3 separate regions of the Homo sapiens genome follow, and all the other regions are linked to region 1. Evidence: chromatin loops called from intact Hi-C (ENCODE). Cell type or tissue: heart left ventricle. All regions are shown on one strand.

Evidence for each region. Peaks named below come from ENCODE experiments on the same cell type or tissue, not always from the same donor. Only the 100,000 strongest peaks of a DNase experiment are listed, where the experiment ranks them.
Region 2: it touches region 1 in a loop (4-fold over the local background); 14 of 110 quality-filtered maps call a loop at or near these places.
Region 3: it touches region 1 in a loop (2.7-fold over the local background); 8 of 110 quality-filtered maps call a loop at or near these places.

What each region holds. Positions count from the first base shown.
Region 1 is chr5:64,502,974-64,510,973 of GRCh38, forward strand. It overlaps RGS7BP (regulator of G protein signaling 7 binding protein), which reads left to right and starts at 3,042. Exons shown (of 6, transcript NM_001029875.3): 1 at 3,042-3,816; 2 at 4,738-4,904. The coding sequence starts at 3,652. In heart left ventricle, a CTCF peak has its summit at 3,600; DNase peaks (open chromatin) are centred at 3,098 and 3,488; H3K4me3 peaks cover 5,082 bases; H3K27ac peaks cover 1,044 bases; H3K27me3 peaks cover 1,167 bases.
Region 2 is chr5:64,224,891-64,232,890 of GRCh38, forward strand. All of the region lies in intron 5 of RNF180 (ring finger protein 180), which reads left to right. Among named protein-coding and RNA genes, the nearest start is that of RNF180, 63 kb to the left of the region's middle. In heart left ventricle, a CTCF peak has its summit at 4,484 (motif pointing right); a DNase peak (open chromatin) is centred at 2,431.
Region 3 is chr5:64,150,937-64,158,936 of GRCh38, forward strand. No RefSeq gene overlaps it. Among named protein-coding and RNA genes, the nearest start is that of RNF180, 11 kb to the right of the region's middle. In heart left ventricle, no CTCF peak of the experiment used is centred here; no DNase peak of the experiment used is centred here.

The DNA.
Region 1 (8,000 bases):
GTAAGCTAGTGACAGTGAAAGAGGTTTATAACACAGGACTTAAACCATCTACAAATGAATATTATCGATCCTTCTTTAAAGCCCCTCAGTCTCTCTGTTATCTTCCTCTTCATCATCCCAAGCATCCTCACCCCTCACAAAACCCCAGGCACCTGATGTGTTTTTCTGCTTCTCTCTTTACACGCGTTAAGTAGAAAGAAAATTGGGGCTGGGCACAGAGCCTCATGCCTGCAATCCCAGCACTTTGGGAGGCTGAGGCAGGCAGATCACCTGAGGTCAGGAGTTTGAGACCAGCCTGGCCAACATTGTGAAACCTTGTCTCTACTAAAAATACAAAAGTTAGCCGGGTGTGGTGGCACGTGCCTGTGGTCCACTCAGCTCAGGTTGTAGGAAGGGGTTCCTACAACCTCCTTCTCAGATTTGGTAATTCACTAGAATGACACAGCACTCAGGAAAGAGCTTTTCTTACTATTACCAGTCTATTCTAAAGAATACAACTCAGGAGCGGCCAACTCAGGCATGTCTGTGGAACTACTCAGAAGTCTGCACTACAGCCTGGGAAACAGAGTGAGACTCCGTAGAATGAACGAATGAACAAAAGAATGAAAGAAAGAGAGAGAGAAGGAAGAGAGAGAGGAAGGAAGGAAGGAAAAAAGGAAGGAAGGAAGGAAGGAAGGAAGGAAGGAAGGAGGGAAGGAAGGAAGGAAAAAAAGGAGGGAGGGAGGAAGGGAGGGGAGGTAATTGAGATTGCAGGAAAGAGAAAGGGTCAGGGAGCTGACTAAGCACTAACCTGTTATCTTCTTATATTTGGGGAGATTCAACCAGCAGAAGAGCCCTTTCTCTCAGTCTCTGGGACATCTAAACACCTGGAGGATAGCAGCACACCAAGGTCTGGGCCTGAGAGCTGATGCCTCCTTTCTCTAGTCTTTGATAGGGAAAACTCACTCTCAAGCTTGTGTGAAGTTCTGGTCAGGCGCAGTGGCTCACACCTGTAATCCCAGCACTTTGGCAGGTGAAGGTGTGTGGATTACTTGAGCTCAGGAGTTCAAGACCAGCCTGGGCAACATGGCAAAACTCTGTCTTTACAAAATATTAGGTGGCATGTGCCTGTAGTCTCAACTACTTGGGAGGCTGAAGTGGGAGGATCACCTGAGCCCAGGAAGTTGAGGCTGAAGTGAGCTCTCATGGTGTCACTAAATTCCAATCTGGGTGACGGAGCAAGACCCTGACTCAGAAAAAAAAAAAATGTAGCCAAATATCCACTCAGTGATCCATCTGTTAGGTTTTTTTTCCTTCCCACCCAAATACATGATGTCTTTTCCAATAGCACTTCTCCAACTCTCTAACACCAATTAGGTGGCCTACAACTCATTTCTGGCACTAACTACCCAGAGTTAACGTCAGATTTACAGGTTTAAGGGCTCAGTCCCACAAGACTGCCCTCATCTCAGAGGCCAGTCACAAGTATGGGATCCACAGGTTACCAACTCTTCTCTCCATCTTGGCGACAAATTCAGGGGTTCCTATAACCACCTTCTCAGATTTGGTAATTCACTAGAATGACTCACAGCACTCAGGAAAGAGCTTTACTTACTATTAGCAGTCTATTCTAAAGGATACAACTGAGGAGCAGCCAACTGGAAGAGAAACATAGGGCAAGGTATGGGAAAAGGACATGGAACTTCCATGCTCTTTCCTGGTGTACCACCCTTCCAGCACCTAGATGTCTTCCACAACCCAGAAGCTCCCCACACTCTATTGTTGTTTAGGAGTTTTACAGAGGTTTCTTTATGTAGGCATGATTGATTAAATAATTGGCCATTGGTGAGGAACGCAGTCACTAGCTCCTCTCCTATCCCCTGAGATTGGGGGATGAGGCTGAAAGTTGCAAGCAACTAATCAAGGCTTGGTCTTTCTGGTGACAAGATGGCTTATCATAATAACTCAGGCAATTTCTAAGGGTTTTAGGAGTTCTGCCCTAGGGACTGGGGACAAAGACCAAATAACTCTCTTATTATAGTACCCCATTATATTTACTTGTCTTGTAGAAAAGGTTGTAAAGCCACCCTCCTTAGGATATTAACCTTCCTGGCTATTTCAGGCTTTCTCTTTCTATGTACTCTCCATATCCCTTTAACAGACTGACCAGGAACCTCTAATCTGTTCTTATTAGGATTACTAATACATAACTAGTTTTCCTATGGGAGACCCCTTTATCTCCCTCTCCAAACAAATCATTCAGGAGAACAAGCATCCTTAGAGCCTTAGAGTTGAATGCCACAACACTCTCTCTTCCTCCCAGAAGAACCTTAGGAAGATGTCAGTGGGAAGGGTGAACTTAAATGGCTGAGGGCCTCACCCCCACTCCTTTCACACAAGAATCATCCCCGATTTTCTGGGCCACCTCTGTTGGCCTCTGGGTTACTGATATCCCATAAGTGAGAAGAAGGTCATTTTGAGTGTCCAGGGAGATCTCTTGGCTCTTATTTGTTCAAGTCTCCGGAAGGGAACTCTAGGAGCTGAGTCCTGAGACCCTGCAATGCAAGACCAAGAGCTTTACTACTTGAAATGGGATGGGGATGAGGCCCAATCTGAGTGAATGCCTCTGTGCATTCTGCCTCACTGGCTCTCCTCTTTCCCCCTCCATGAACAAGGACAAAATAAAAACAAAACAACTCAGGGAAACAAAGCTCTCCTTTTAGGTTATCAAGAGGTCTTCCATTTGGAGCAAAACCTCACTCCCTCCTGTGGCCCCTGTCTCAGTCTCAGTTGGTGAGGGCCTCAAGCCCACACTGGCTTATTTGAAATCCATGTTTAGGTCCCAGCATGTGGCATGTGCTCCACTCTGATGACACTTTTCGTTTCTAATAATAGAGCAGATGAAGTAATATTGCAATTGATGTTCCCGGGGATTTGATTGGATAAGTGCATAAACTGTGGAGGGGGAAGGGGGTTGCATGGACAGATCACATTAGTATTCCCGTCCTATCAATGTGCGGGCCCGCGAACAACGTCAGCCGGACCGATTCTCTGCGTCTGCCAGTCCCGCCACAGATTCATCTGGGATCTTCAAACAGACAAGCCCTTAGAGACGAGGGATCAAGGCAGCCGATTAGAGCCAATTGCTTGCTTTGGGGACGGCCAGTCCTTCCAGGCCTGGCGACAGTGGAGGGAGGGGAAAGACGAACCGAGTGCCGCTGCGGGAAGACACTGAAGCAAGAGCGACACCCCTTTCCGCCCCCCACCTTGCAGCGCAGGCTTTGAAAGCTGCTCCCCCACCTGAATGGAAACTCGGAACCGCCGGGCGGCGCGTTCCTTCTCGCCCAGCCTTGCAATCCATGCCGAGAGGAAGGCAGTGCGAGCCCGCGCCAGCGCCCAGCTCCCGGGACAGGGTCGGCAATGCTGCTGAGCAGAACTTGATCGCGCTCCTTCCTCGCTGCTAGTGGAAGCGATGCTGCACGGCACAGCTAGCGCTTCCCCGGCTCTCCTTCAAGCTGAAGGTTACCGACCCGCGCAGCCAGCCCCAGCACTGTGAGCTGCGCGCCTCAGGTCCGGGCTCCGGCTGCTTGGCGGCGGCGCCCAGGGCAACAACCGGGCCGCCCGCGCCGGGGCGCACTGCACCAGCGGCTTCGGCTTGGTGGATGTGTATGCATGAGTTCTGCACCGAATGGGCGCAAAAAGCGCCCCAGCCGGTCCACCCGCTCCTCGATCTTCCAGATCAGCAAGCCCCCGCTGCAGAGCGGAGATTGGGAGCGCAGGGGCAGCGGCTCCGAGAGCGCCCACAAAACCCAACGAGCCCTGGACGACTGCAAGATGGTGGGTGAAAACTGCGCCTCTTTTTTTTTTTTTTTAATTGAGAGGGGGTGGGGGGAGTCATGTATGTTAATCATTTGCCTGAGTGCCAGCCACTCCCCCACCCTCAGCTCCTCAATGCCGATCACGTGGCACATGCACTATTTTTAAATCTGCAGTCCCCCAAATTCAGGGTGACACCCTGGTCGTAATAACCCTGCAGAAAGAAGTGTGACAGCAAGGGTCTTGGGGATCAGCGGCTGTAGGTTGTGCCTGTACCCCCTCGAAGAATGGTGGATGCGAAAGACACAGTGAACTGGCTCGCTCACGGAGGAGGGAGGGATGAGGAGGTGGGGATGCTGCTTTCTGGGGACAGAGTAGCAAACAAACCCAAATACAGCGCACGGGGCGCTGCGGAGGGGTCGAAGGTTCCAGCGCAGAGGCTGTAGCTGGTCTTCCCGTCAGGCCGTCAGGCCGAGAGGTTCAGTGGCCCAGCAAAAGGTGAATGGTTTGCCTATTACACCCTACCTGTCGCCTCCCCCGCCCCTCCCGCCGTGCAACTTAAAAGCCATGTCCTAGCAGTAGGAGAGGGGACCGTCTATGTAGGAGTCCCCAGCATCATTCTCTGTTGGCCTGGGAGTGGCATGGTAGCGCTCCAAATATGCTCTCTTGCTCTTCAGAAACTGAGTCTGAAAGGGTGAGGGGAAGTAGGTCTGGAAATAGAGCTTCCATGGCCAGGCTTGCCTATGGAAATAAATACTTGCCTTGGACAAAGAGACTTGCCATTTTGGTGCCTTCTGCTTTAAACAATTCCTAGGTTCCTTAGCTGGAGATCTGGGGAGCTGACTCAGGGGTCAGTGAAAGCCCCTGTTTATGTACTCCGAAACAGGAAACTTTCTGATGAGAAATGTTTGGTAAAAAAAAAAAAACTCACTTCTTTTCCAGCTTGTCCAAGAGTTCAACACACAAGTGGCCCTGTACCGAGAGCTGGTCATTTCTATTGGGGATGTCTCGGTCAGCTGCCCCTCACTCCGGGCGGAAATGCACAAGACAAGAACCAAAGGCTGTGAAATGGCCCGTCAGGCACACCAAAAATTGGCTGCCATCTCAGGGTAGGAGACTCGGCATTATTTGGTAATCCATATACATGATGCATGGATGCTGACAGAATTTTATGGTAGTCAAGTCCTCAGACATGATCTCCACATATTTGAGATTTTAACCTTAAGATCGAAATTCTCTAGAGAGCTATACACAAACTATAGGCCAAACCATAATTTGAAGGCTGTGTCATTCTTGCATATATGTATATATATTTAGAAGATTTGGATCAAATGATTTTTTAAAAACTTAATTTTCAATACTCTGGCCACATTCTGGAATTTGGAGCATAAGATTTGGGGTGGATGGCTGGACATCAAACTGAAGTTAAATCATCTTGCCTCAAAATTATTTTGTCATCTGCTGCTGAACAAAAGGCCTGTGCTGTAGAGAAAAACTCTTTCCCAAATCCCAGATTTACTAAACTATTTATACCATGAGATAAATTCCTATGATACCGCCTAAAATAAAATCCCTAAAATAAGGTCTTAGATATAAATTACTCTCTTCACTGTGGTGATAGGAAGGGGTAAGTTTTAGCATAAGAACAGTTTTTAAAGATTGGGGAAATTCACATATCTCAATAAACCTAACATGATTTTGTCCCCCAAATTTTTATTTATTTTCATCAGATTTATCGTTTTTCTAGCCTGTATTAGGAGATAATTCAGTATGTGAAAACTTCTCTCTTGGGACCCTACCTACACTTTCTTTCATCTCTTAATATTGGGGAAAAAGTTAGCCATGGATTTTGTTAACAGTTCCTATTTTCAAGATAAGTACTTAGAGCAAGGAAACACAGGAATCCTTATACAAATACATCAATACATTAATTTAAGTGCTTTGTTCAGTCTGGATATAGTATTTACCTGTTTATCTATGTGAGTATAGCTTTATCGCAGCAGAAGTTCAAATTAGACTCACCTGATAATGTTACAAGCTGATCACTTGTAGGAAGTATATCTAATTTACCTATTTGAAAGAATCACTGTTTGCCATCTTTAATTCCAATAATATGTATAGTGATTATAAAGTTTATAAAGATTGGAAAGCCATATACTGCCTCTGTTAATAATTACTTTACATTTGACCACAGGCATTTTATATCATGAAAAATGATATGCTGTACTCATCTCCTTGAAGAGAGGGATAAACAAAATATGTTATAACCATATTTTATTTAGTAAAAATATTGAGAAGCCTTATCCTTTTCTGTTTTAACTCTTATACTATTCTTAACAAGAAGTAAATCCGGGAAATGGAGGGGAATTAAGTGGTTCAGGAGTTTGGTGAAGAAATACAGCTGTGATAAATCTCAGACAAGGAGAGAGACAGAAAAAAAAAATCAGAAATGTGAAGGAGCACTGGTAAATTTAGAAGTACAGATAAACAGTAATTCAAAAGGAAAAGCAGATTTAGGACAGGAAATTTTCTCTCAAGGCTAAGGAGTAGCAACTCTGTAAACTTTGTGTCCTAGATTATAGGATGGGATTGCATTTAGGATCCCTCTGAGTTGGAACTCAAAATGAGAACATGTTCTAATCAGAGATGGTGGGCTGGAGGAATGAACAAGGAGTTCGATTCAGTCTATTTTGCGACACACACAAAATTCAGGGTCTTCTGAAGGTTCAGGAAAGAAAAGGTCTGAAACTATTGACTAAAAGTTGAGTTTGGAGGATTTCAGGTGGATTTTTTTTTTCTTTGAGAGGTATTATAGCTATGTTACCCCGGCTGGTCTTAAACTTCTGCACTCAAGTAATCCTCCCGCCTCAGGCTCCAGAGTAGCTGGGACTACAAGAATGCACCATGGTACCTGGCTTGAGGTGGATTTTATTTACTCTGGTGTTTTTAGCTCTTTGCTACTTGTTTGCATGTTATCTGTGTGTTGATGTTAATGGGGGCAGTTTTATAAGAATTAGTGGGAAAATAAGATGTTCTTAGAGCCTTGCCAAAGGAAAACCAACTCCATAAAATATTCTAGGATAGAACTTGACACATTTCCCCCCTTACAATAATAATTAAATGCAATTTAACATTCGTTATAAAAAATGACAGCAATATAATTGAAGGAAATCCCTTTAGTTCCTCACCATCTGGGCTCCGTTAATGAAGGATGTGATTCCCTTTGGCGGAATTCCGTTTCTGATATCATTTGTTATGTGGGTTCTTGTTTCAAGCTTGATGTGAAGGCTGGTAGGGAGGCTGTAGGAGTCACTTTAAAGTTTGAAGCAGGAGTGAGAAAAGCAAAGGTTTTTGGCGAAATTTAGAGAGAAGAACTGGATTTCTTGCGCGCCCACTATTTGTCATCACAACCCAGCTATTTCCTTTCAGCTGAGGGAGGGATTATTATTCTTATTCTACAAATAGGTCTAGAGAGATTGAGGAACTTGCCCAAAGTCACACAGCTAAGAAGTGACACAGCTTTGATTCAGCCCCATGTTTGCATGCTTCTGATTTTCATGCTTTTTCCTCTATATAATGCTGCCATTCAAAAAGGTGTTACGTATAAAGGATACATGATAAAATATAAACTAACCTTAAAAAGAGTATGCCAACTGAAAGAAGCCAGCCACAAAACATCACATGTCATATGATTCCATTCATGTGAAATGCCCAGGAAAAGCAAATCTATAGAGACAGAAAGTAGATTAGTGGTTACCTAGGACTGGAGGCGAGAGCAGGTAGAGACTACAGATGAGCTCGAGAAATCTTTTTGGGATGATGGAAATGTTCCAGAATTGGACTATGGTGATGGTTATACAATACTGTATATTTACTAAAAGTCATTGAATTGTAACTAATAATGAGCTAATTTTATGGCATATAAAGTATACCTCAATAATTGTTTTTTAGAAAGGTATTGTCATCATCACCGTGATTAACACTTGGTTTTTTGTCAACTTTATTATTTTCTACATATGTAGCTTTTAATGAAGGGGTATGAGCTATAGGGTGGAGGAAAAGTAATACTTGGCTCCCCATGCATTCCTCAAGACACCTGCCTCATGGCTATTGCTTAAGCACCAATTCTTTGCTCTGTGTAGGAATACAAGTGTGGGAAAGGCAGGACTTGAAGGAGTAAGTGAATTTATTCATTTTCTACCAAT
Region 2 (8,000 bases), 280 kb before region 1:
CTCTCTTACCCTTCCACCTTCTGCCATGTGAGGATGCAGCAAGGAGGCCTTCACCACACCAAATGCTGGTCCCTTGACCTTGGGCTGCTGGCCTCCCAAACTGTGAGAAAATCATTTTCTTGTCTCAATAAATTACCCAGTCTTGGGCATTCTGTTACTAGCAACCCAAAAGGAATAAGATGCTAAGTTTTATGTAAAGCCAGCTTGTTAGGGGAAAAAATCAGAATCATCAGCTAGTCTCAGAGTAGTAACACACACAGAAAACTGGAACTAACCATTTTGGTCTGAGCTTAGTGCTAGCTGTGTTTGATGAATAGAACTAGGTGATGGCTTCAGCTCTTTTGGCCTTACGCATAGGAAAAACTATCTTTTTTTCATTCTAAATCTGCACATTTGGCCCGGCCGCCCCGTCTGGGAAGTGTGGAGCGCCTCTGCCCAGCCGCCCCGTCTGGGAAGTGAGGAGCGCCTCTGCCCGGCCGCCCTGTCTGGGAAGTGAGGAGCGCCTCTGCCTGGCCGCCCATCGTCTGGGATGTGAGGAGCGCCTCTGCCCAGCCGGCCATCGTCTGGGATGTGAGGAGTGCCTCTGCCTGGCCGCCCTCCGTCTGGGAGGTGAGGAGCGCCTCTGCCCGGCCGCCCTTCGTCTGGGAGGTGAGGAGCGCCTCTGCCTGGCTGCCCCGTCTGGGAGGAAGTGAGCGCCTCTGCCTAGCCGCCCTGTCTGGGAGGTGAGGAGCGTCTCTGCCCGGCCGCCCCGTCTGGGAAGTGAGGAGCGCCTCTGCCCGGCTGCCCCGTCTGGGAAGTGAGGAGCGCCTCTGCCTGGCCGCCCCGTCTGGGAAGTGAGGAGCGCCTCTGCCTGGCCACCCTTCGTCTGAGATGTGAGGAGCACCTCTGCCCAGCCTCCCTTTGGCTGGGAGGTGAGGAGTGCCTCTGCCCGGCCGCCCCGTCTGGGATGAAGCGAGCGCCTCTGCCCGGCCGCCCCGTCTGGGAAGTGAGGAGTGCCTCTGCCCGGCCACCCCATCTGGCCACCCCATCTGGGAAGTGAGGAGCGCCTCTGCCCGGCTGCCCCGTCTGGGAAGTGAGGAGCGCCTCTGCCCGGCCGCCCCTTCTGGGAAGTGAGGAGCGCCTCTGCCCGGCCGCCCCGTCTGGGAAGTGAGGAGCGCCTCTGCCTGGCCGCCCCATCTGGGAAGTGAGGAGCGCCTCTGCCTGGCTGCCCCATCTGGGAAGTGAGGAGTGCCTCTGCCCGGCTGCCCCATCTGGGAGGTGTACCCCACAGCTCCGAAGAGGCAGCGACCATCGAGAACGGGCCATGATGACAATGGCGGTTTTGTCGAAAAGAAAAGGGGGAAATGTGGGGAAAAGAAAGATCAGATTGTTACTGTGTCTGTGTAGAAAGAAGTAGACATAGGAGACTCCATTTTGTTCTGTACTAAGAAAAATTCTTCTGCCTTGGGATGCTGTTGATCTATAACCTTACCCCCAACCCCATGCTCTCTGAAACATGTGCTGTGTCAACTCAGGGTTAAATGGATTAAGGGCGGTGCAAGATGTGCTTTGTTAAACAGATGCTTGAAGGCAGCATGCTCGTTAAGAGTCATCACCACTCCCTAATCTCAAGTACCCAGGGACACAAACACTGCTGAAGGCCGCAGGGACCTCTGCCTAGGAAAACCAGAGACCTTTGTTCACGTGTTTATCTGCTGACCTTCTCTCCATTATTATCCTATGACCCTGCCACATCCCCCTCTCTGAGAAACACCCAAGAATGATCAATAAATACTAAAAAAAAAAAAAGAAAAAATTTTTGTTGTTTTAAGCCACATTTGTGATATTTTGCTACAGCAGCCACAGCACAGATATAGCTGGTAACAGAGTTCTTTAGCCTCCAAAATACAAGCCTGGGGTAAATAACTATTGAATTTGGCCACATGGAAATCAGGAAGAATGTAATAAGCATCATCGATGGATGGGATGACCTGGGAGATCGTGGCAAGTTTAAAGCTAATTGGAAGTTGGCAACCAAAAAGTCCTGTCTTGCAAATTGCCAGGAAATTGCCAAGAAAACCTTTAGAAAACATGATTAAAGATGGAGAAACCCGGCTGACTCCCTGGTTTCTGAAGAGGTGCTTAGGCATTTAAATGAGACTGACGAGACTTCACACTGTACCCTTCAGAAGGGCAGACACTCACGAGATCGTCAACCACGGCTCCCTCGCTGGGAGGCAGACACAGAGCTGGAGGCAGCGGCCACAAACTAGGTGGGCAGAGAGGCGTCAGCATCGGGACTTGCAGGAGGCCCTGGGAAGGAACAGGCAGCGGTGGGGCCTGGACAGCCTTGGGGAAAGGAAGTTACTTGGAGGAGACCAGGGGCTTGCATTTGGGCCAAAACCAAGGACGAGATCAGCTGGTCCCAGGGAACTCTGGAGCCCAGCACCCCACCATGGGTGCAGGGGCCTGACAACCCAACAGAAGGCTGTGGGTACCGGGCACCAGCCTGTGGGGGGTCTGAAGGCTGCTGCCCAGCCACACATGTCCTGGTCCCGAACAAAGGGTTCAAGAGGCACCTGGAGCCCCGCCCTCCTCAGAGCAGCCTCTTAGCCTCAGCTGGTTGTTGGCCTTTGGTCACCCCACATGCCCTGACAGTGGGGCCTGGCCTCAGAAAGGGGCCCCTCCATTTGTACTTTCTATCTGATCCTTGACACAGTGCTAACACCAAAGACCAAACCCGAATCTTGGTTCACATACTCTGCAAAGAAATGACTAAGACTAGTTCTTCTGGAGGTCAGTTTTAGAACATGTTTATTCTAACTTAATTCTGCCTTATCTCTGTGCACCAAGAAAACTATCTGCACATGTGTAGTAAAATGTGAAGGTACCTTCATTTTGTTTGTACACTAAACTTTTAAGAAATATCTCACTTTTAAAATAAATAAATAAATAAAAAATAAATCTGCACATTTGGTTTTATTTACCATGTCAACCAAGATGTACACTGCCAACCTGTTTTTCTCTCTCATTGCTCCATGTCTGCCCTTACCCATTTTTAAAACCATAGTCACTTGCTGGTAGTGCTTCCTTGTCCTGCCTTGTCCCATGTGGAGATGCAAATCTCACCTACTCCTCTCACGTGTGGAGACCTTACAATATCAGCCTCCATGTGCCCCCAAACTTGGGAGGTACCTGGAATCCTCTCCTTGGCTCAGCATACCAACTGTAATTATCACCTGGGATTCCTTTTTACAAAGTAATATTTTAAAGTTAATATTTAATCTTAGAAGCAATATAATAGTGTCAGAGGGCTGAAAACTGAAAATATATGTAAGCATCAATCATTAGGAGGCCAAATTTGGTCAGGCACGGTGGCTCTTGCCTGAAATCCTAGCCTTTGGGAGGCTGACGCAAGAGGACTGCTTGAGCCCAGGAGTTCAAGGCCAGCTGGAGCAACATAGTGAGACCCCCATCTCTACAAAAAATGTATACTTAGCTGGGCATGGTTATGCAAGCCTATAGTCCCAGCTACTGGAGAGGATGAGGTGGGAGGATCGCTTGAGTCCGGGAGGTTGAGACTGCAGTAAGCCATGATGGTACCATTGCACCCCATCCTGGATGACAGAACAATACCCTGTCTCAAAAATAAAATAAAATGCCAAATTTGAGAGCGTTGTTATCTATGAAGGGGAAGGAGAATGTAATCTGGAATGCTATTAATTATGTTTTATTTCTTAAGCTGGGCAGTATTATCACAGATGTTATTTTCTGTTCTATTTTATGTCTCCAGTATTTTGTAAAACGTTAAAAAAATCATTATAAGTCATTACCCTAATATTATACCCTTTTTATTCATTTCTTGGTGCAGAAGCTTAGATCACTCACCTTTGTTCTCCTTGTAAAGCCAGAGGGAAAATCTCCAACAGACCATATAGCCAAGTATTATTTTACCTAAGAGGCCCAATTTCAAAATAATGCTTTTAAGATAATCTATCAGAATAAAAATTGAATGATAATCCATGACCAAAACTTTCTATTACTGCTTTTTTTTTTTTTTTTTTTTTTTTGAGACAAGGTCTCACTCTGTCACCCAGGTTGGAGTGCAGTGGCGTGATCTCGGCTCACTGCAACTTCTGCCTCCTTAGCTCAAGTGATCCTCTCACCTCAGCCCCCCAAGTAGGTGCAACTACAGGCACACATCACCAAGCCCAGCTAAGTTATTGTGTATTTTTTGTAGAGATGCGGTCTCACTATATTGCCCAGGCTGGTCTTGAATTCCTGGACTCAAGTGACTCAGCCACCTCAGCCTCCCAAAGTGCTGGGATTACAGGCTTGAGGCACTGCACCTGGCCTAAAACTTTCTACTAAAAAATAATTACATATCTGTGCTGTCCTGAAATATGCTATTTAGCTCTTAAATTCTGTACTTTTGTGACCCTCTCTGAAGTGCTGGTTTATTAACGGTGAAATGGATCATCTTGTTTTTCAACACTAGAGGGCACCAAATTCTCTTCTAGAGCAAAACAATCAATGTTTTCCACCAAAGAACTTCATTTACTAGGGTAGAATATGGATTGGTATATTTTCAGTCGTTTGATAACCAAAAACGTAAGAGATTTTGTGCTTTATGATAAAGGGTTTAGAGAATCATAGTAAGGCTTTCTCTTGCTATGAATCTGTCTCTAGCTAAGAATCTGTCAATGCTTTTGCTAAACTGCTTTTCAGGAACATTTATTGTATGTTTGTCCAGAGGGAATAAAACAGCTACTCTGGGTTAATGCTTGGGATAACTTATTTTTAAGGGTTAGGGTTAGACACATCGTTTATTCTGGTTTTAAGTTTCAGGTAGCATGTGCAGTTTTCTGAAAATAGGCATTTCCCCTAAATTCAGGATAAAATCAATAGCCGGTATTGTGCTTCAGTGTGAATTGGGGTGCTGGTAGAGAGGAGTGAAATGATGTTAGCTAGTAGGTTACAGTGAGCCATTCATATACATTGATGTTTAGCAGAGTTTCTTAACTTGGGTTTGATAAATCATCCTTTTATTCTTCAATAAAAGTGATTGGAACAAGGTCACACCAGTCAATGACTTCTTGTCACTAATTATACCTTTTTTTGTCCAATTAAAACATTTAAAGATATTTTTGCATTGTACATTAAATTATTTCTGGTTGCTGAATTTTTCTCCTTTTATCTCTAGCCACAACAATGGGTAGTCTATTTAGGTTGTCTAATCTGTAGGAAATACAAATGAGGCAACTTCTATAAAGCAGCAGCATAATCCAGTGAGATAAATGCCAAGCATGTATTTTAAGGAAATGAAGGTACTAGCACTCTCTGTGTACTTTGATACTATGTTCATTTGCTATTGCCACTGTCACAAATTACCACAAATTAAGTTGTTTAAAACACACACATTTATTACAGTTCTGTAGGTAAGAAGTTGGAAATGGTTGTCATTGGACTAAAATCAAGGTGTTAGCAGGATTGCATTTCTTTCTGCAGGCTCCAGGGGAGAGTCTGTTTTCTTGCCTTTTCTGGCATCTAGAGTCTGAACCTTGGCTCATACAAAACTTCCATATTCAAAGCCAGCAGTAGCTGGTTGCATCTTTCTCACAATGTCATCTCTTTGTTTCTGACTCTTGTGTCTTCTTTTTCCTCATTTAAGGACCCTGTGATTACACTTGGACCCACCCACTTCAATCATGATAATCTCCTTATTTTAATGTCAACTAGTTAGCAGCCTTAATTCCATTTGCAATCTTAATTCCCCACTGCCATTTACAGGTTCCAGAGATTAGGATGTGGGCCTCTTTGAAGTGGGGAGGGAAATATTATTCTGCTTACCACAGATAGTTTTGGTGGAATTCTTGAGTCAGGCCAACCTTGAAAGAGAAGAGGTAGCTACTATTTACAGGTCTTGACAGCTTCTAGAAAAATTAGTGTTTTCTCTAACTTTCTTTGGAATTTCCACATTATTCACTTCTCTAGTTTTTCTTGGGGTTCTGAAAGTGAGTATGGGTTCTAGGAGGTATAATTCATTAATTATGTATCCACCATTAGTATCATAATTTGACATAAATGATCAGATTGGTCCATTGGGTCTTGCCTAAGTAGCATAAAGGGCAATTAAGTTTAGATGGCAGAGCTGGATCAAGAAAGGTAAAAGGCACAAGGCATTGTTTGAAAAGGTTCAGTGGGCTCTGAAAAGAGAAAGCTGCATGAAAGCAAGGGCTGCTTAGGTAAAAGGTATGGCACTAAAGATAATATTGACCTACCTCACAGTGTTGCCTGGAGCCAATCTGAGTAAAGAAACATTAGACAATAAATCACATCTTCTTGGTACATAAATAACACATATGTAGCACAAAGCTATGCCAAGATCTTCAGACTGCTAGGGTCCATTTCAGTCCATAGAAATAATGGCATTCACAGACTAGAGGTTTATTAATGACAAAGACAATAGATTTCATTTGGGATGCCTGTGTGTGTGAGGTTTTTACACTTACTAATGAGCAAAGTGCCCTGAAAATCCAGTTTTCCTCATGTTATTTTGAATAAACTAAGTATATGTGCCACACACTCTTTATTTATCCTCAAATGGTGCAAATTTAATGAAAACTGGATGCCACAAACTTGCTGAGTTTGATAAGGAAGAGTTGTGCTCTCTTTCGGTTAATTCGTTAGTTATATAGGTCCCAAATCATTATGCGAAATATTGAAGCCAGAAGTTTGAGTTAGCCTTTAAACTTTAATCAGTAATAGTTTGGGGAATAGTGTATGTTGTGACATGTTTAAGATTCTCTTCTTACTCAGAAGCTAATTGCTGAATTTTGCTGTACCAGCAATCTCTGGAGAATTCTGTGCCATCTCCTTGATGCAGTGCTATCATCTCACTTATATTAGGTGAATGCGTTTATTATTGGGGTTAAGCTTAAGGAAGAAAGAAAATAAAGCAGTGTTCCAGAGCAAAAAGCTTTTGCAGCCACTACAGATATTTATGAGTCAAAGAGTAGTGCTCCCCTTAGCACACTTGAAATTATAGGAAAATGTTCCTTTATTTTAAGTGACCAGTCTTTGTGTTAGGCTATTTTGCTTTTTAGTAACACTTAGATTTTATTACAGTTTTGGACTACACACTTGAGAAGTCAAAAGTCTTTGACTGCTTGATTGGCACCTAATAGTAACTGTTGTCATACTAAGTGCCAGACGTTTCCTGTCTATTAGATAGTAATAAATACTGAGAATGTAATGGCTTCACCTTTATAAGGGTCGCAGAGCATAAGGGTTTATATTTCTAGCCTTTTGAAAGAGATTTACCTTAGGAACATATTTAGGGAAGAGATGGATATTTTAATCTCTTTGGATTGGTTTCTTTATGCCTTAAAGGAATGTGTAGTGCAGTGGTTCTCAAATGTTCATCTGTGGACCAGCTGCATCAGAATCACTAGGGGAGTTTTTTTACAATTTCTGCAGACATTGTAAGTGTTATAAGTCTGGGATAGGCCCCAGACAGTTTTTTTGTTTGTTTGATTCAAGGCTGGAGTGTAGTGGTGTGATCAGAGCTCACTGCAGCCTTGAACTCCTGGACTCAAGTGACCAGACAATTTGTATAAGCACGCTGGTTAATCCAAGTGTGTAGCCAGGCTTGGTAACTCTTACATGTTTGTTCAAAAGTTTAGGAGAATATTTCCTCCTTTATGTTACTAGACTAATGTCTGTCAAAAGTCATAAGATTGATATTGAAGAATGAAAATGAATAAACCTTCTTAAATGGTATGCCACCTCTAAAGGATTGACTTCAAAAATATTTTTACGTGGGAGTCAAAAGAATGGCAATAATGATAGATAATAACAGCAGTAGTAACAAAAACAATAAACATTTACATAGTGTCTACTGTGTGCCAGGTACTGCTCCAATCCCTTTGGATATATTATTCACTCAATGTTCAAGGCAGCCTGTAAGGTGTTTACTTTATTATTGCCATTTTACAGATGGAAGTTAGATATTTTGTCTG
Region 3 (8,000 bases), 350 kb before region 1:
AATGGACCAATCAGCAGGATGTGGGTAGGGCCAGATAAGAGAATAAAAGCAGGCTGCCTGAGCCAGCAGTGGCAACCTGCTTGGGTCCCCTTCCACACTGTGGAAGCTTTGTTTTTTCACTCTTTGCAATGAATCTTGCTGCTGCTCACTCTTTGGGTCCACACTGCCTTTATGAGCTGTAACACTCACCGCAAAGGTCTTCAGCTTCACTCCTGAAGCTAGCGAGACCACAAACCCACCAGAAGGAAGAAACTCCGAACACATCCATACATCAGAAGGAACAAACTCCGGACACGCTGCCTTTAGGAACTGTAACACTCACCGTGAGGTCCTGCGGCTTCATTCTTGAAATCAGTGAGACAAAGAACCCACCAATTCTGGACACACTACTAACAGTGCCAAGTTTAGATCCAGGCAGCTTGCTCTCCTGAAACTCAGACGTTGCCTCAGGCCATAAACTACCCCACTTAGCAAGCAAGCACTGCTTTCAGGCCTTGCCCCTCCCCATCTGCCAACAAAGTTGGCTGTGACTCCAGCTCTTGTATTTGCAGCAGTTCCCATTCACCCCCATATCCTGTCAAAAAAGTTAGTGCCCAGTTAAAATTATTGCAAAATTCAGTTGGAAACTTCTTACACCCTGTGACCCTTCCCTAATTCTGCTGAGTGCCTTCCCTGAGGGCTTCTGTGAAATACAATCAGAAATGGCTTCCCTGCGCACAAGGTGAAGAATGGGAGTGCCTACAAGGCTCTTCCCACTGTTGCATTTACTTTTATATTTTGCACAGCTCCCTAAATCCATTCCAGCTCTAGATAAGGTTAAATCCTTCTCTGGTGATCTGTATTTTCAGATTCCTCAGCGGGAATACGTGTTTGAAGGCAGGTTTTCCCCCTTTCAGACTATGGAAACTCATAGTTGTTCATCTGTCTCATGCAATCTGCAGTGACTTGTGCTTCTTTCAAAGATCTGTGAATTCTTTAGGTTTTCCTGGTATGGTCCTGCAGTGGTTCTTGGAGCAAAAGTCCACAGTATGAATCTTCACATGCCATACTGTCCATCCAAGTAGGAGGTACATGTTAGCACTATCTCCTATCCAGTATCTTCTGCCTGTGAAAGGAAATTAAATTTTGACACCCCAAACTCATTTAGCCAAAGGGAAAAGTCAAGCTGGGAACTGGGTCATGCAAACCTGTCTCCACCTTTTGATTCCTAAATAAAATGGCTACAAGATGAAAAGCTACCCACTTTTCCCATGTTTTGCCAGCAAGGAAATTCCTGGTGAGCTGTTACAACTTCACCATGGCAATGCTAATTGATAGCTTATCTTGACAGGTGCAGTCACCCAGCCTGCCAGACACAAATGCGTATCAGATTGTCCCCCTACCCCATTTTGTCTGTATTATCTTATGTTAAGATGCAGATTCCCCACATTTTTCCTTTGCCCCTTTTGTTTAAGTGAAAACTGTGTGCTTCTCAATATCCCGCCCTTTCCCCTTTAAATTTGGAGCCCTCAAAATCATCTTCAGAGAAAGGCATAGACCTATCTCCTGTGAGCATCCTTAACTTTGGTGAATAAATCTCCAAAAATGATTGAGACTTTTCCCATCATTTGCTTCGACTGACACCCTCATCATGACTTTTCTACTGCAGGAACATCCAAATATGCAGGGATTACTTTTTCAATGTTTCTGTGGCCTTATTGCATCCCTGCCAAATCTGAGCCCCACGGACTGCCATTTCAGCTCTTCTTTCATGACACCTTTATTCCTTTTGCTTTTTGTCCTGTGACCATGCTCACTGTTCCAGTCCTGAACTTCATGTAAATCACATCAATTTACTGTTTTTGTTCCTCCTCTTGGGCTGCTGATCATTTTGAAGAAAATCTCAAAACCTACATACCCATTTCTGCCATCATTCAAGCCTCAGCTGGCTCCCTCTGACATTTTATAATCTTTTATTTTGTACTCAATTAACTACACATTCACCACTTATACTGAACATTTTTTATTTTTGCCTGTCAAATGTCCATTTCCATTTGTTTTGATAACAGCACCCCAATATTCATTTGGGTAACTATGCCTATCTCACTTTCAACCTTTGTGGACTGAGTAGGGGACTGATTCCCTTCTACACATACATACAGTTTTATGGGTGAGAAAATGATATGCAAAGGACCAACTTGCTAGTTCCTTCTCTCTGTGGGAATGAGCATGTGGTACAAGTCTCTACTGGAAGCTCAGTTCCAGAACTTTGCTGGAATTAAAGAGATATTACTTTTTGCATTGTGGTTGCTAAACTGGATGAATTTAAGCCTGGAGCTACTAGTGGCCAATCTTGCCACTACATAAACTGATTCTGCCTAAAAAGGAAGCCAGCACAGAGAAATAGAGGGAAAATGGTGAAAATAAATTGATGATGGCATCATATTTTGTTGTTAAAAACAAATAGTTCCTCTTCAAAGGGTTTCAATTCCTGGTTCTTTGTTCTATTCTAAAAGGTAATCGTACCCATTCATCTATCAGCCCTCCCTATCTCTGCTATGCCCAAACACCCCATGATGTACCATACCTGTCCTTCCCATCAAATGCCCACCCTTGCCTCCTTTGATGATGTCAACAGTAGCTTAGTTTACCCTAGATTGAAATTAGCCTAGATTGTGTGGTCCGACCCCAGCCCACAAGGGGAGGACACAGGAACAGGGTCTGCATTACAGATAAAAATCTCCTACTCTCCTTTGTTTTGCATGCTCTCCCTTGCCTCTGCCTTGCATGCAAGAGGCGCCCTTCTATAGAAGTAAATTGCCTTGCTGAGAAAACTTTTGCCTGAGTGCTAGTTTCACTTTGTGGCACCAAATATTTGTTTCTAACAATTTGGGGGCCTGCCCAGGATTCCCATTTTCCTCTGAGGAAGGGGTCTCTGGTCATCTCCCAGGGGGAGATGCGTCCCACTGCCTCACTGCAGTGGTCTCAGGGGCTAAAGATCCAGCCATCACCCACTGTGATGAATAAACCCAGACTCTCAGCAATGTGGGAAGGAAAGGCTTGCCTACAAATACCACAGTGACCAGGTAACTTCGTGCACAGACCAAGGTAAGAAAAGCCGCAGAGGGGGCAGCAAAGTATTTCCTTGGTTGTTGGGATATCTTGGAGGCTGAAAGTGTGTGTGAATGATCACTGCTTGTGGTGCTGCTTGTGTGAATGGTGATAAGTACTACTGCTGTGTGGGGTGAGTGGGTTCTATCTGCGGTTCCGTGGTCACCTCATATGGCTTAGGGCAGATCCTGCCATGGGGCTTATACCAGCACACCAATACTAAGAGGGACCTAATTTCCCACAAGGGAAGTGGCCAGATAGGACGAAGCGAATGGAAAGGAGTGCAAGAAACCTCCAGTAAAGGGGGTGAGCCTCTAGAGAAAAGGGAAGGCAAGAGATTTCTAGTAAGAGAGGTTGGACCACACACACACTCAAGGGAGCATCCAAAACCTCCAAGATGGGAAACACTCCTAATACAACAGGGAAAGATAAGGACGGGGATAGTCAGATCACCTCCAACAGTCCTTTAGGTCTCATGCTAAAATATTGGGAGGAGAAGGAGAGGACTAGGCACAAGAAAAAGCAACAGATGGTAAAATATTGTTGTTTCATCTGGGCCAAGGAACCCATCCTCAAATCTGCCATCTTCTAGCCAAAATATGGATCAGCTGAGGCTTGGGTCTGTCAACTTTTAATTCAGTATGTGAATGACAAAATTCCAGTCGCGCAGGAAGAAACAGACTATGCTCTCTGCTGGAGAAAAGAACCTGTTCTCCTCTTTCCCCTAAAGAATGCAGGGGAAGCATCAGATTTCACACTCCCCAAAGTAGGCATAGTAAAACCAACCCCTAGGCAGAGGACTCCCTATGCCTGGGACCCTCTTAAACCACCTTCTCCTGTTTAATTCCCCACGTCTTGACCTGCCCCCTTCCCAGGCAGCTGCTGCCACCCCAGACCCAGTCCCAGATCCTTCTCCTACTCCTATTATTCCTCCCCCTTATAAATCTGACTCTTGGGAATTACCACCACCCCATGAGTCTGCTCCTTGTCAGCCTAAGTATCCTTCCCTAAAGGGACTACAACGTGAAGTACAGCAATGTAAAAAAGATATTCAAAATCTTCCTTTCCCCTCTACCTCTAAGGAATCAGCTCCAACTATCTTCCCTTTGAGAGAGGTGCCCCAGGGAGGAGGAGCTATTGGCTTTGTAAATGCTCCTTTGACTAGTTCAGAAGTTAGAGGTTTAAGGAAAGAATTTAAGCCATTGCTAGATGACCCATATGGGGTAGCAGACCAAATTAATCAATTCCTAGGCCCCCAGTTATATACGTGGGCTGAATTAATGTCTATCCTGGGTATCTTCTCAGGGAAAGAAAGGGCGATGGTTCGCAGGGCTGTTATGACAGCTTGAGAACATGAACACCCTCCCAGCCCAAACGTTCCTGCAGCAGACCAGAAATTCCTGGCCCAAGATCCTGAATGGGAAAATAACAAAGCAGTACACTGGGAAAACATGAAAGATCTCAGGGAAATGATAATTAAAGGAACTCAAGAGTCAGTGCCCCTCACTCTGAATCTTTCCTGACATACAACAAGAAAAAGATGAAGGCCCCATGAAATTTCTACAAAGACTAAGGGAACAAATAAGGAAATATGCAGATTTAGATCCAGAAGACCCTCTCAGGCAAGGAATGTTAAAGCTACATTTTGCAATAAATAGCTGGTCAGACATAGCAAAGAAGTTGCAGAAACTAGAAAACTGGAAAAATCAGTCCATAGAGGAACTCCTAGGAGAAGCCCAAAAAGTGTGTGAGGAGAGATGAAGAAAAGCAAAAACAAAAAATGAAACTTATGCTATCCACCTTCCAACAGATGGCTTCAAGCCCATATGTTTTTAAACAGAGACTCTGGGTGGGGCAGGAATTATAAAGGGTCCAAACCCCTGTTTGGAGGACCCAAGCCTCCAACTAGGGGACCTGGACCCTCAGTTACCAGGCCCTCTAAAGAGTATGGAGGAGCAACGTCAAAGAATCCCGGAACTGAGGGAGAGGAAGAATAGAATAGGTGCTTCAAATGTGGAAGAGCAGGCCACTTCAAAAGAGAATGCCCCCAGTGGGAAAAAGAAAAAGAAATTGTTCTGCTCATGGCATTCAAGGAGGAATAAGGAGGTCAGGGGCTCTGTCTTTTCTATCTCAAGTCCCACCAAGAGCTCTTGATAAATTTAGAGGTGGGACCCAAACATAAGCTTATCACCTTTTTAATAGATTCAGGGGCTGCTGGTTCCTCTGTTTGCTATCGGCCCTCTAATATAAACTGCTCATTAGGGGAACTTCTTGTCTCAGGGGTGAAAGGGGAAGGATTTAAAGCCAAAGTTTTAGAAGAAACAAAAGTTAAATACAAAAATCAATCAGCCAGTATTAAATTCCTGCTAATCCCTGAAGCAGGAACAAACCTGTTAGGAAGAGACCTGATGTTAATACTAGGCATAGGCCTGCATGCCTGCCCTGAAGGATTTTTCACTTCATTGAACCTGCTCACCACCACAGAAAAAAGTTACATTCATCCCAATGTGTGGTCAAAAGAAGGGAACCAAGGGAAACTAAGAATCTCCCCCAGTTCATATAAAGTTGAAAACCCCTGGGGAAATAGTAAGGAGAAGGCAATATCCAATTCCTCTAGAAGGCAGGATAGGCCTGAAAACTGTGATTGAAGGTCTTGTTCAGGATAAGTTACTTGAACCCTGTATGTCTCCATATAATACTCCTATATTACCTGTAAAGAAATCAGATGGGTCATATCAACTAGTAAAAGACCTCTGGGCCATGAACCAAATAGTCCAAACCACTCACCCTATTGTCCCCAATCCATATACTATCCTCAGCAACATTCCATATGACCATCAGTGGTTTACAGTAATAGATTTAAAGGATGCCTTTTGGGCATGTCCCTTAGCTGAAGACAGCCAAGACATACTTGCTTTTGAATGTGAAGATCCTCATTCAGGGCGGAAGCAACAATACTGCTGGATGGTCCTGCTCCAAGGATTTACAGACTCTCCTAACCTGTTTGGCTAAATTCTTGAACAAATTTTAGGGAAGATATCTGTCCCAGAGTCTATATACATGCTCCAATATGTAGATGACATACTTGTGTCTGGGGAAACTCATAGAACAAGGATCTGATTTCTTCATCAGTCTTCTCAATCACCTGGAAGGGGAGGGATTACAGGTATCAAAGGGGAAGCTCCAATTCGTATAGCCTGAAGTATTTAGGGCACTTGATAAGTGCAGGCAAGCGAAGAATAGGACCCAAAAGAGTTGAAGGAATTGTGTCCTTACCCCTGCCTAGTACAAAACAAGAGCTTAGAAAATTTTTAGGGCTAGTTGGATATTGCCACTTGTGGATTGATTCAGATGCTCCAAAAGTCAAGTCTCTGGACTCCAAGCTTACCAAGAAAAACCCCACCCCCTCCGTGGGGCCCCAGAGGAAGTCAATGATTTTAAAGAATTGAAACATTTACCCATAACTGCCCCTGTTTTAGCTCTGCCTTCCCTCAAACAACCATTTCACCTGTTTGTCAATGTAAATAAGGGAGTAGCTTTAGGAGTGCTTACCCAAGAACATGGGGGCCACTGGCAGCCCGTGGCCTTTTTGTCAAAAATTCTAGATCCAGTAACCTGTGGATGGCCCAAATGTATTCAATCTATAGCGGCCACTACTTTGTTGATTGAGGAAAGTAGAAAGCTAACCTTTGGGGGAAAATGAATTGTTAGCACACCTCATCAAGTTAGAACAATGTTAAACCCAAAGGCAGGTAAATGGCTTACAGACTCAAGAATTTTAAAATAAGAAGCCATTCTATTAGAAAAAGGTGACCTCACCCTCACCACTAACAGTGCCCTTAACCCTGCTGCTTTCCTAACTGGGAATCCAAACCCCAAAGATCCTGAACATGATTGTTTAGATCTCATTGACTACCATACTAAGGTTAGACCTGATTTAAGAGAAACCCCTTTTGAAACAGGACGTCATCTTTTTATAGATGGCTCCTCCCGGGTGGTTGAAGGAAAAAGACACAATGGATACTTTGCCATAGATGGAGTTCTTGCCGAAATAGAATCTGGAAGATTGCCAAATAATTGGTCTGCTCAAACTTGCAAATTGTTTGTGTTAAATCAGGCTCTAAAATATTTATGAAAGCAAGAAGATACCATCTATACCTACTCCAAGTACGCCTTTGTGGGTAGTGCACACCTTCGGAAAAATTTGGACTGAGCGGGGTCTAATTAACAGCAAAGGGCAGGACCTTGTCCACAAAGGATTAATCACTCAAGTTTTAAAAAGCTTACAATTACCTGAAGAAATAGCTGTTGTGCATGTCCCAAGGCACCAGAAAATTTCTACCTTTGAAAGCCGAGGAAATAACCTTGCTGATCAAATTGCAAAACAAGCTGCCCTCTTTCAAAAAGCACCTATCTTCTACCTGACTCCCTGTCTCTCTCCCCTAGTTGCAATCCCTATCTTCTCTCCCGCTGAAAAGGAAAAGTTAGAGAAACTAGTAGCTAAGGAAAACTCAGAAGGGTAGTGGGTGTTACCAGACCAAAGGGAAATGCTTTCCAAACCACTTATGGGAGAAATCCTGTCCCGACTACATCAAGGGACTCACTGGAGACCTCAAGCTATGTGTGATGCAGTTCTTAGAGTCTATGGATGTATAGGAATTTATACCTTAGTAAACCAAGTTGTGGACAGCTGCCTAATATGTAAGAAAACTAATAAACAGGCCCTAAGGAAACAAACTTTTGGGGGCAGAAGCCCCAGATTAAGGCCATTTCAAAGTATTCAAATTGACTATGCTGACATGCCCCCACTAAGTCACCTTAAATACCTAATAGTAATAGTAGACCACCTCACTCATTGGGTTGAAGCCATTCCTCTCCTCAGTGCAACAGCTAATAATGTGGTTTAAGTA